Regions from separate parts of the Homo sapiens genome. Here regions 2 and 3 are each linked to region 1. Evidence: chromatin contacts called from ENCODE Hi-C or POLR2A ChIA-PET data. All regions are on one chromosome and are shown on one strand. The core of a region is the stretch at or near the end of the contact, and the rest is flanking DNA. Distances in the headings are between cores, read along the strand shown. Region 1 holds the start of SF3B2 (splicing factor 3b subunit 2). Region 2 holds the start of ZNHIT2 (zinc finger HIT-type containing 2). Region 3 holds the start of POLA2 (DNA polymerase alpha 2, accessory subunit).

Region 1 (3,326 bases), core at 487-2,986:
AGTGATTCTCCTGCCTCAGCCTCCCAAGTAGCTGGGATTACAGACATGTGCTACCACGCCCAGCTAATTTTTGTATTTTTAGTAGAGAGAGTTTCGCCATGTTGGCCAGGCTAGTTTCAAACTCCTGACCGCAGGCGATCCACCTGCCTTGGCCTCTCAAAGTGCTGGGATTACAGACATGAGCCACCACGCCCTGCCTCTTTTTTTTTTTTCCTATTTTTTGGTTTAATTTTATTTTATTGTAAGTTTTCGGGTACATGTGCAGTATGCGCAGGTTTGTTACATAGGTAAATGTGTGCTATGGTGGTTTGCTGCACCTATCAACCCACTGCCTAAGTATTAAGCCTGGCATGCATTAGCTATTTTTTCTGACACTCTCCCAGCCCCTCCCCCATCACCTCCCCCCTTTTTTTTTTAAAGAAGCAAAGTCTCATTCTGTCACCCAGGATGGAGTACATGGAGTACAGTGGCGCAACCAGAGCTCACTGCAGCCTCCAACCCCAGGGCTCCAGCAATCCTTGAGCCTCTTTATAGGGACTTTATAGGCGCGTGCCACCGTGCCCAGCTAATTTTTAAAATTTTTTGTAGTAACAGAGTCTCACTATGTTGCCCAGGCTGGTCTCGAACTCCTGGCTTCAAGCGATCGTCCCATCTAAGCATCCCGAAGTGGTGGGATTACAGGCATGCGCCACTGCACCCGGCCACAAGCTGCTTTTGGAGAAGCAGACAGTGGAAAAGGAGGCAAGTGTCAGCATCAAAGAGAGAACTGAAGAGCTCACAATTCTGTCATGGCAGTACCTCCCTGCCCAACAACTGCAAGTGAGAGGAAGGGCTACCCTGAACATATGGAATCTTTTTTTTTCCCCACTCAGGTCAGGCGAGTAATGTGCAAGGGTGTCACATCTCACACATGCACGTGAACACCCAATCATCATGCTCATGAACTACAAAAGGATCAGCAGATGGAATCTTAAAAAACAGAAGAATCTCCCTACCTGTGCCGACATGGGAGGTGGAGCGGCTTTGTCCCCATCTTCCCCTCTCAAAACCGGCCGATTCAGCACGATGCCAGTCTGCAAAAGAGAAAGGACTCTAGGTCAGTCCAAAACTAGCTGTTTCACTAAACGACGTTCGCTCCCAATTCATTCAACAAAACGTACCCAGTGCCTGTCTGCCAGCGCTCTGGCTGGGCACTGAAGAGGACCAAGATGGATACAAGAAATTACAACTAAGCTGGCAAAGGCAAGAACAAGCTAAAAAGGGCAAGCCTCCGCCTTGCTGTGCCGAGATAAAGAAAGAATGAAGACCGAGCCGTGATGGGGTATATAAGGTCTCCTGGAGAAGCTCGGCCTATCCTGACGTCCCGCCGCCAACACCTACCTGGCGGGTGTAGCTCTGCAGCCGCTCCACCAGCTCCTCGCGATTACCTGCAGGGCAAAGTACACGATCAATGGGGCAGGCCAGCCCGGCCAGGTCAGGCCCCAGCGGCCTGCCTCCGCCCCTCGCACCCGAGTCTCCCGGGTAACCAGGCTCCGCTTCTCCGCAGGCCCGTAAAGGCCCCTCGACTTCCTGTGTTCCTCACCCTGGATCGGAGCTCCGATCTCTGCCAACTTGGCCTGAAGCTCCTGGGCAGCCCAGGCGCCATAGTGGCCTGGAGGTGGCGGCGGCGGCAGCTGCAATTCTGCTTTGGGAGGCTCGGGATGCTCCGTCGCCATCTTAGCCGCAGGAAGGCGCGCGACCAACCCGGAAGCTGGGGCCAGCCTCAGGGCCCACTTGCCGGAACTTCCGGTGGCGCCGTATGCCACGTCCTCTCTGGTTGGGAGGCGACGCGCACTCAGGCACACCCGCTGCCGTGCGCTGGGCGACGGGATTCGCCGCAGACGCACCTTTCTCTAGTGGCCCCTCGGCGGTCTGGTCGCGAGGCCTCCTGGGAGTTGTAGTGCGCAGGTCTCGGTCTCTGCGGGCCCTGCGCGCCGCTACGGCCCCGAAGGCCGGCGGCGGGCCGGAGGGCGGGGCTGCGAGGAGGGCTGGCACTTCCCCGAGGGAGTGTTTTCTGCGCCTCACCTGCGGGAGCGAAGGCTCTCAAGCTTTCCGGCCCGGCCCTCCGGTCAGATCCTCGAACGCTTACGCTCCCAGGGAGTCCCGAGAGACTCATTTCCCCGGCGGCCCCGCGTTGCGGGCGCCAAGCGGGAGGCTGGAGCCGATGCCTGGGATAAAACAGTGTCTGATTGTCTGCCCGCCCACCCCCGGCCCAGGCCCGGATGAATGGGCTGAAAGGGGATCCAAGCCGGGAGAGCAGCAGGCCTGCCCGGGCTGAGCTCCAGCTGCCGACCTGGGGGAAGGGCGACTCTAAAGCCCCCTTTTCCACCTTCCAGGCCGGCTCAAATGTCGTCTTCTCCACTAAGCCTCCTCCCGCTTTCCTTTCCTTTCTTAGAGCTCCCATAATACGTTCGAATCTCCACCGTTTGTTAAGTCTTTCTTGCCCTTTCTTCCTACCTCTATCCCAAAAATGTGAGCAGGGACTTGATCATTTTCAGTCTCGCATCGCCTGGCGTTCAAGAGGCGCCCAATAAATGATTACTGGAAAAAAAGGAACAATGTTTCTGGTGAAAGCATTTGTGTCTTTTTTAGTCTCAAAAATAAACTCAGGCCCTTTTCCCTCAGCCGCACCTGCACTGGGGGCCCCACCTTGCCTCCCACTCCCCACCCCAACTCCCCTTGGCCTTTGGAGACAGAGGCAGAGACTGGCAGGGATTCTTGCCTGCCTAGCATCCACCTCTCCCTGTCCCACACCATCAATTCAGTTTCTCTCCCCACCTCTGCCACTAGCTCTGCCCTCTCACCAACAGCTAGCCTGTGTGTGTTTTTTATGTGTGTTGAGAAAGGGAGTGGGGAGACTCAAGTGAAATGGTCTCATTTTCCCCCTACACATCCCCTTCAGATCTTTTCTCCAGCTCCATTTTGCCAACTGCCCCCAGTGGAGAAGAAGCTGGGAACAGGGAAAAAAAAAGAATGGGGCACCAGGTCGGGGGAAGGTGAGGTTTGGGAGAGACAGGGAAAAGGACTGGGTTGAGAAAGGTTGGCTCACATCCTAGCACTGGGTGGGAAGTCCTCTTCCTCCTACCCAAACCTTGACCTTTCCCCTTTCCATCAATATCACTATGGGAGGCTCCTGCAGCCACACTCCCAGAGGAGAAGCCAAACCCGGAAAGGACAGTAACGAAGACAGAAAAACAGCGCCCTTCCCTCCAGCTTGTCAGCCCACTCAGGCAGAACCTTTCTAGCCCAAAGGAAGGCTCTTCTGCTCCCTGTAACTGGAGAGCCCA
Region 2 (3,326 bases), core at 393-2,892, 930 kb after region 1:
TGTTTTTGAGACAAGGTCTCTCTCATCCAGGCTGGAGTGCAGTTGCACAATCATGGCTCACTGCAGCCGCCAACTCCTGGGCCCAGGTGATCCTACTCAGCCTCCAAAGTAGCTGAGGACTACAGGCATGCACCGCCACACCTGGCTAATTTTTTGTACTTTTTTGTAGAGACAGGGTTTTGCTATGTTGCCCAGGCTGGTCTTGAACTGGGCTCAAGTGATCCGCCCACCTTGGCCTCCCAAAGTGCTGAGATTACAGGTGTCAGCCGCTGTGCCCAGCCGAGAGGTCCTGTTTAAATGACGTGAGTGAGACCTGAGATGAACCAGTCAAGTGATCAGGTAGGGGAATATTTCAAGCCTAGAGGACTGTGTGAAGATGGGGAAGAGGTGATGTCTAGGGCTGGGGGCGGGCAGATCCTGCAAGGCCTTGTCAGCCATAGAGAGGAGTTTGGGTTTGAGTCCAAGTGCAATGGAGGGTCGCAGAAGGGTTTTGAGTAACAGATGGATCTCATCTGACTTGTGATCTAATTTCTCTGGCAGGTTTTTCTGGAGGGCTGGCAAGAAAGTTAGGAAAAACACTTAATGTGTTGTCATCCACATGAGGGGTCAGGAAGCTTAGACCACCAGTAGTAGCAGGGATGCAAAGAACACTCACAGTTTGGTTCATCACACCCCCCACTCCACCACAAGAGTGAGCTCTATTAGAACAGGGACCCCCGGCTCCCTTTGATGTGCATTGTGTTCTTGGCACCTAGAATGGGGCCTGCACTTAATAAGATGGATGAATAGTGGTATTTAATGAGAAGATACTTAATGAAAAGAAGAGGCAGTTTTGGAGGAAAAAAATCATAGGAGCTCAGATATTTCTTAAATGCTGCTTTCTATTTATCTTTTTGAGGTGGAGTTTCTCTCTGTGGCCCAGGCTCGCAGGCTGGAGAGCGGTGGCGCGATCTCGGCTAACTGCAGCCTCCACCTCCCGGGTTCAAGCGATTCCCCTGCCTCAGCCTCAGGAGTAGCTGGGACTACAAGCACCCGTCCCCCACGCCCGGCTAATTTTGTATTCTTAGTAGAGACGGGGTTTCTCCATGTTGGTCAGGCTGGTCTCAAACTCCTGACCTCAGGTCATCTGCCCGCCTCGGCCTCCCAAAATGCTGGGATTACCGGCGTGACCCACCGTACCTGGCCCTAACTGTCCTTTTATTTGTCTGTGTCCCCTAGTGCATTTTATTTGTCTGTGTCCAGCGCAGGGATGCATCGCCTCCCGTAGGCTTGGCACAATTAGTGGCCCAGAGTAGGTGCCTAGTAAAGATGGATTTATGCCACAGCACATTGTAGTGCTAAAAAGAGGGTTTTCTCTTTAGATGATCGGGCCACGTTTTGGTGTGACCACTAGGGGGAGACGTGGCACCGGCGAAGCGCTCGCCAGACCCATTTTTTCGCTCCTTGCGTCATCGCATAGGGCGGGGCTCGTACCTGACGCCCGGCTTCTGGGCCTGCTCTCGCCCTACTAGGGAAAGGGGTGGGGCTTGGCTTTCGGGCGTGGGCGGAAATTGCCGAGAATCCTCGGAAGCTTTGCGAAAACACAGCGCGCCGTCGGCCGCGCTGCGAACCGGAAGTAATCGAAGAAGCCCCGGAAGTTTCGAACTACCACCGGCGTGCGTTCGCAGGTAGATCGCGGTGCCAGTTGCCATGGAGCCGGCCGGGCCCTGTGGCTTCTGCCCGGCGGGGGAGGTCCAGCCAGCGCGTTACACCTGCCCTCGCTGTAATGCGCCCTACTGCTCGCTGCGCTGCTACCGGACGCATGGCACCTGCGCAGAAAACTTCTACCGTGACCAGGTGCTGGGAGAGCTCCGCGGTTGCAGCGCTCCTCCCAGCCGCCTAGCAAGCGCCCTACGCCGGCTGCGTCAGCAACGCGAGACCGAGGACGAGCCTGGGGAAGCAGGCCTCAGCTCCGGCCCGGCGCCCGGCGGCCTATCGGGACTCTGGGAGCGGCTGGCGCCGGGCGAAAAAGCTGCCTTCGAGCGGCTGCTGAGCCGCGGTGAGGCCGGGCGGCTGCTGCCTCCATGGCGGCCGTGGTGGTGGAACCGCGGAGCCGGACCGCAGCTTCTGGAGGAGCTGGATAATGCCCCGGGTAGTGACGCCGCGGAGCTGGAGCTCGCCCCTGCGAGGACCCCGCCGGATTCTGTGAAAGATGCCTCCGCCGCGGAGCCCGCGGCCGCCGAGCGGGTTCTTGGAGATGTCCCGGGGGCCTGCACGCCCGTCGTACCCACCCGCATCCCCGCGATAGTCAGCCTGAGCCGCGGCCCAGTCTCGCCGCTCGTGCGCTTCCAGCTGCCCAATGTGCTGTTCGCCTACGCGCATACTCTCGCCCTGTATCACGGCGGTGACGACGCGCTGCTCTCTGACTTCTGTGCCACACTGCTCGGCGTTTCCGGAGCCCTGGGTGCCCAGCAAGTCTTCGCCTCTGCGGAAGAAGCCCTGCAGGCGGCAGCCCACGTGCTGGAAGCAGGCGAGCACCCGCCGGGGCCCCTGGGCACACGAGGGGCTATGCACGAGGTCGCCCGCATCCTGCTGGGCGAGGGCCCGACCAACCAGAAAGGCTACACGCTGGCAGCACTGGGGGACCTGGCACAGACCCTGGGCCGTGCCCGGAAACAGGCCGTGGCTAGAGAAGAGCGAGATCATCTTTACCGGGCCCGGAAAAAGTGCCAGTTCCTCCTGGCCTGGACCAACGAAAATGAGGCGGCCCTCACACCCCTGGCCCTAGACTGCGCCAGGGCTCACCAAGCCCATGCTGTGGTAGCCGAGGAGGTGGCCGCCCTCACTGGGGAGCTGGAGCGGCTTTGGGGAGGCCCCGTGCCACCTGCCCCAAGAACTCTCATTGAGGAGCTCCCTAGCTGAACGGGTTACCCTGGTCATTAATAAAGCTGTGACTGGTCAGCCCTGTTGCTTGTTTCTGAGGGATAGCTATTGTCCCACCAGACCCCAGATTCCTGGGCCCACAAGCCACTGCTCAGCTTCTCCCTGATCAGTGCTGACCCAGCCAGTCCTAGGGGAGAGAAGTGCACCAAGGGTTCCCAGTGTTTATCCAAAGGAGGAAGAGCATCTCCGATTTTGGTCACTGGTTTCATTTTTTTCCTTGCTCTAAACCACCTCTTCTCTGAGGTTGTTCATCCTCAGGGCTGGGTGGGGTGCAAGCCCTTGAGTCCCAAGTGTGTCGAGGCTCCTGGTCCTGGGTGTGCTGGTGGATGAGTGGGCACATGCCCCCACCTGGGGTGGTGGAGCCGCTTCAGTAGATGTAGGGCATGATGCGGTAAGGCACACGC
Region 3 (3,326 bases), core at 399-2,898, 790 kb after region 1:
ATTATCCACCTGCCTTGGCCTCCCAAAATGCTGGGATTACAGGCGTGAGCCACCACACCTGGCTAGTCTTCTTTTAAAAAGAGAAGGACCGAGCCTGCTGGCTTATGCCTGTAATCCCAGCACTTTGGAAGGCCAAGGTGGGTGGATCACTTGAGGTCAGGAGTTCGAGAGCAGTCTGGCCTACATGGTGAAACCCCTTCTCTACTAAAAGTACAAAAAAAAATTAGTCGGGCCTGGTGGCGGGCGCCTGTAATCCCAGCTACTTGGGAGGCTGAGGCAGGAGAATCGCTTGAACCTGGGAGGCGGAGGCTGAAGTGAGCCGAGATTGCACCACTGCACTCCAGCCTGGGTGATAAAACAAGACTGTCAAAAAAAAAAAAAAAAAAAAAGAGAGAGAGAGAAGGCACTGGGCATGAAGACTTGAAGTATTCTGGTTTCTGAAAGGAATTTCTCACCATAAATTAACGTTTCGTTATCTTTTTGTATATAAGAAGTTCAAAGTGTTGAGTGGTTAAGGCAGGTGCACATTCATACCGATTCTAGAACTTCCACATCTCCCAGGCTTTGCTTCAAATGACTCCTTACACTGCTCTACAGCTTGACCAACACGATGGACCCGTATGATGCAGCACGGGACTCCAAGGCAGGACACCTGGCTTCACAGACAGCTCAGGCAATTAGCTTTCCTTGTCTGTTTCTCCATCTGTAAAGCTCCCTAAAGCTCCTTCCACAGCTCAAATTCAATTTTAGGAACCTACCTCAAGGGATTCATATTTGCACAGACCACCAACAGCTATGATAAAATAACTGATGGATCAGCAGAGGTTTAAGGTGTAGGCTGGAAAGGGAGGAGCCAAGAATAAAAAGCTACATTTCAAAACCCCCACATCTGTTGCTTTGTTACCGGGGCTTCAACAATTTCCAAACTCAGGTGCCACCAGTGCCTAGTCTCTATCTAGCACATCCCAATTCCGCCTTTCGGGAACTTCGAGTTGGTTTAAAATCGTGCTGCATATTCCTATTTTTGATTTGGCATCCAAGCGGTACCCGGTGGGCATTTCAAAGTCCCCACATCCTAAATCTCAAAACTCAAGTTTGATTCTTCATCTCACAGCCACCGAGAACTCTGCTCCAGGGGAAGTGGAAATTGGAAGCGCTCCACTTTCGGTTCTAGGCGCCGAGGAACTCGGGCGAGAGCGTGGAGCACGGCTGCAGGGCGGGAGGGGTGCGGGACTCACATTTCTCAATTAGAGCCTCCTCGCAGTCTAGGCCGAAGATCTGCAGCTCCTCCGCCAGCTGCTGGGCGGATGCGGACATGGTCGCCCAAGCCAGGGGCCGGGGAGCCGGCCCACCCAGCTCCGACCTGCGCCCAAGAAGCCCACGGGGGTGGCGAGCGATGAGCTCCTCGCCCTCTTATCCTTCCCCCCTCCGCGGACCGTGACAGGAGGTGACTGGCCCAAGCAAGACCTCAGACCGTCAGAAGGCCCCGGCCGTCGGTCACAGAGAAATACTTTTTTTAAAAAATGAAGGGGTGGCTCCCAAACGCCCTGAATGGAGGGAGCAGAAATCTCGAGAGGACGCTCTCCTGGTGAGAACGTCCTGCTTCCCAAAAGCTACCGCTGAGCTTCTCAGTGACGGTGGCAGAACTGAGTGGCCGGAAAAACCCGCCAAATGGTTTGTGCAGTGCACGCATGCGCGAAACCGGGAGCCAACCCCAAACCTTCCCCTTGCTTTCCCCGGCTCATTCCGGAACCCCACGCGCGCACGCGCGGCCCAGGGCGCGTGCGCATCAGCGGGCGTGTGGGCGTCTCTACGCACGCGCCTGGCGGCCCGCCAGTCAGCAGCTGCGCAGTTCTCTCTCACGGCGCGAGAATGCCGGTTGTGACTCGCAACGCCCGGGAGTTGCCTACAAGGAAACTGAGTCTGTGTGCGGATGCCTGTTTTCTGGGCATCGGCTGCTCGATAAAACTCAGTGGCGCATGTTTGTCACCCTTTTGCCCTGTTCCGTGGTGCGCAGGCGTTGTCGTGCGCGTGCCTTCGACTATCTAAAACTTACTGTACCCCCTTCTCCATTCCCCTTGTCATCTCTGCCTGTTGTGCCCTTGGTTCATCCTAAAAGAATGGCTTCAGTAGGGAATCTGGTTGCCATGGTTATTATCGTGCTTATCACCGTGGTGCCAGCCACAGTGATGGGTATGTTTTCTGAATCTGGGGCATTTGGGGGGATATGAGGTGGGAAGGTGACGGATAATTTAGTTTTGGACACGTTAAGTTTGAGTGCCTCTGGGATTTCCAGGTAGAGATTCCCAGTGGGTGACTGGAGGCTTGGGAGTGAAGGTAGGTCACTCAAGGATAGAGTTTAGGGGTAAGATGAGAAGAGGGTTCTCCCCTTGAAATACACCGTAATTCTTTGAGCCAAAAATCTCAACCGTAGGCGTCATACAATGCTGGTGGGATGGTATAGAGCGTTTCGAGAAAACAATTTAGCAATATGTATCAGGAACCTTTAAAATGTCCATCCCAGGCCAGGTGCGGTCACTCACGCCTGTAATCCCAGCATTTGGGAGGCCGAGGCAGGCGGATCACTTTGTAGCAGGACGAGCCACAGACAAAACTCCTCAGACACCCGAGTTAAAGAAGGAAGGGGTTTATTCGGCTGGGGTCATCGGCAAGACTCCTGTCTCACCAGCCGAGCTCCCCGAATGAGCAATTCCTGTCCCTTTTAAGGGCTCACAACTCTAAGGGGGTGCGCCTGAGAGGGTCGTGATCAATTGAACAAGCAGGGGGTACGTGACTGGGGGCTGCATGCACCAGTAATTAGATCAGAACAAAACAGGATAGGGATTTTCACAGTGCTTTTCTATACAGTGTCTGTAATCTATAGATAACATAACTGATTAGGTCAGGGGTCCATCTTTACCAAGCCTAGGGTGTGAGGCCGGGCTGTCTGCTTGTGGATTTCATTTCTGCCTTTTAGTTTTACTTTTTCTTTCTTTGGAGGCAGAAATTGGGCGTAAGACAATATGAGGGGTGGTCTCCTCCCTTAACTTGAGCCCAGGAGTTCAAGATCGGCCTGGGCAACGTGGCGAAACCCCTTCTCTACAAAAAATTAGCGGGCGGTGGTGGCGGGTTCTTGTGATCTCAGCCACTCTGGGGGCTGAGGCTGGAGGAGCGCTTGAGTTCGGGAGGTCGAGGCTGAAGTGAGTCATGATCGCCTCACTGCACTCCAGCCTGGGCGACAGAGCAAGATCGTGTCTCAAAAAGCAAACAAAGGCCGGGTGCGGTGGCTCACGCCTGTAATCCCAGCACTTTGGGAGGTCGAGGCG

What was found. A loop is a pair of places that touch in the nucleus more often than their neighbours do. ChIA-PET counts read pairs that join two places held with the same protein, here RNA polymerase II (POLR2A). Pooled maps may share reads with other maps.
Region 2: a pooled map shows a loop between it and region 1 (9-fold over the local background). The contact joins the promoter of ZNHIT2 here to the promoter of SF3B2 in region 1. A Hi-C loop is called at or near these places in 4 of 50 pooled maps.
Region 3: a loop to region 1 is called in a pooled map, with 11 times the contacts of the local background. The contact joins the promoter of POLA2 here to the promoter of SF3B2 in region 1. A Hi-C loop is called at or near these places in 7 of 50 pooled maps. POLR2A ChIA-PET finds 5 or more read pairs at or near these places in 2 of 52 experiments (K562 and naive thymus-derived CD4-positive, alpha-beta T cell).

Annotation. Positions count from the first base shown.
Region 1 is chr11:66,050,774-66,054,099 of GRCh38, reverse strand. It overlaps SF3B2 (splicing factor 3b subunit 2), which reads right to left and starts at 1,736. Exons shown (of 22, transcript NM_006842.3): 1 at 1,583-1,736; 2 at 1,381-1,427; 3 at 996-1,073. The coding sequence starts at 1,715. It overlaps SNORD13F (small nucleolar RNA, C/D box 13F), which reads right to left and starts at 956; the gene lies at 872-956. RefSeq lists enhancers at 1,529-1,698, 2,319-2,368, 2,187-2,738 and a silencer at 1,909-2,118.
Region 2 is chr11:65,116,017-65,119,342 of GRCh38, reverse strand. ZNHIT2 (zinc finger HIT-type containing 2) reads left to right here and starts at 1,642. Exons shown (of 1, transcript NM_014205.4): 1 at 1,642-2,940. The coding sequence starts at 1,690. The coding sequence ends at 2,901. TM7SF2 (transmembrane 7 superfamily member 2) reads right to left here. Exons shown (of 10, transcript NM_003273.6): 10 at 3,113-3,326. The coding sequence ends at 3,290. RefSeq lists enhancers at 1,392-1,686, 1,679-2,222, 2,769-3,313, 3,314-3,326.
Region 3 is chr11:65,260,284-65,263,609 of GRCh38, reverse strand. It overlaps POLA2 (DNA polymerase alpha 2, accessory subunit), which reads right to left and starts at 1,648. Exons shown (of 18, transcript NM_002689.4): 1 at 1,239-1,648. The coding sequence starts at 1,317. RefSeq lists enhancers at 737-1,622, 1,379-1,628, 1,623-2,510.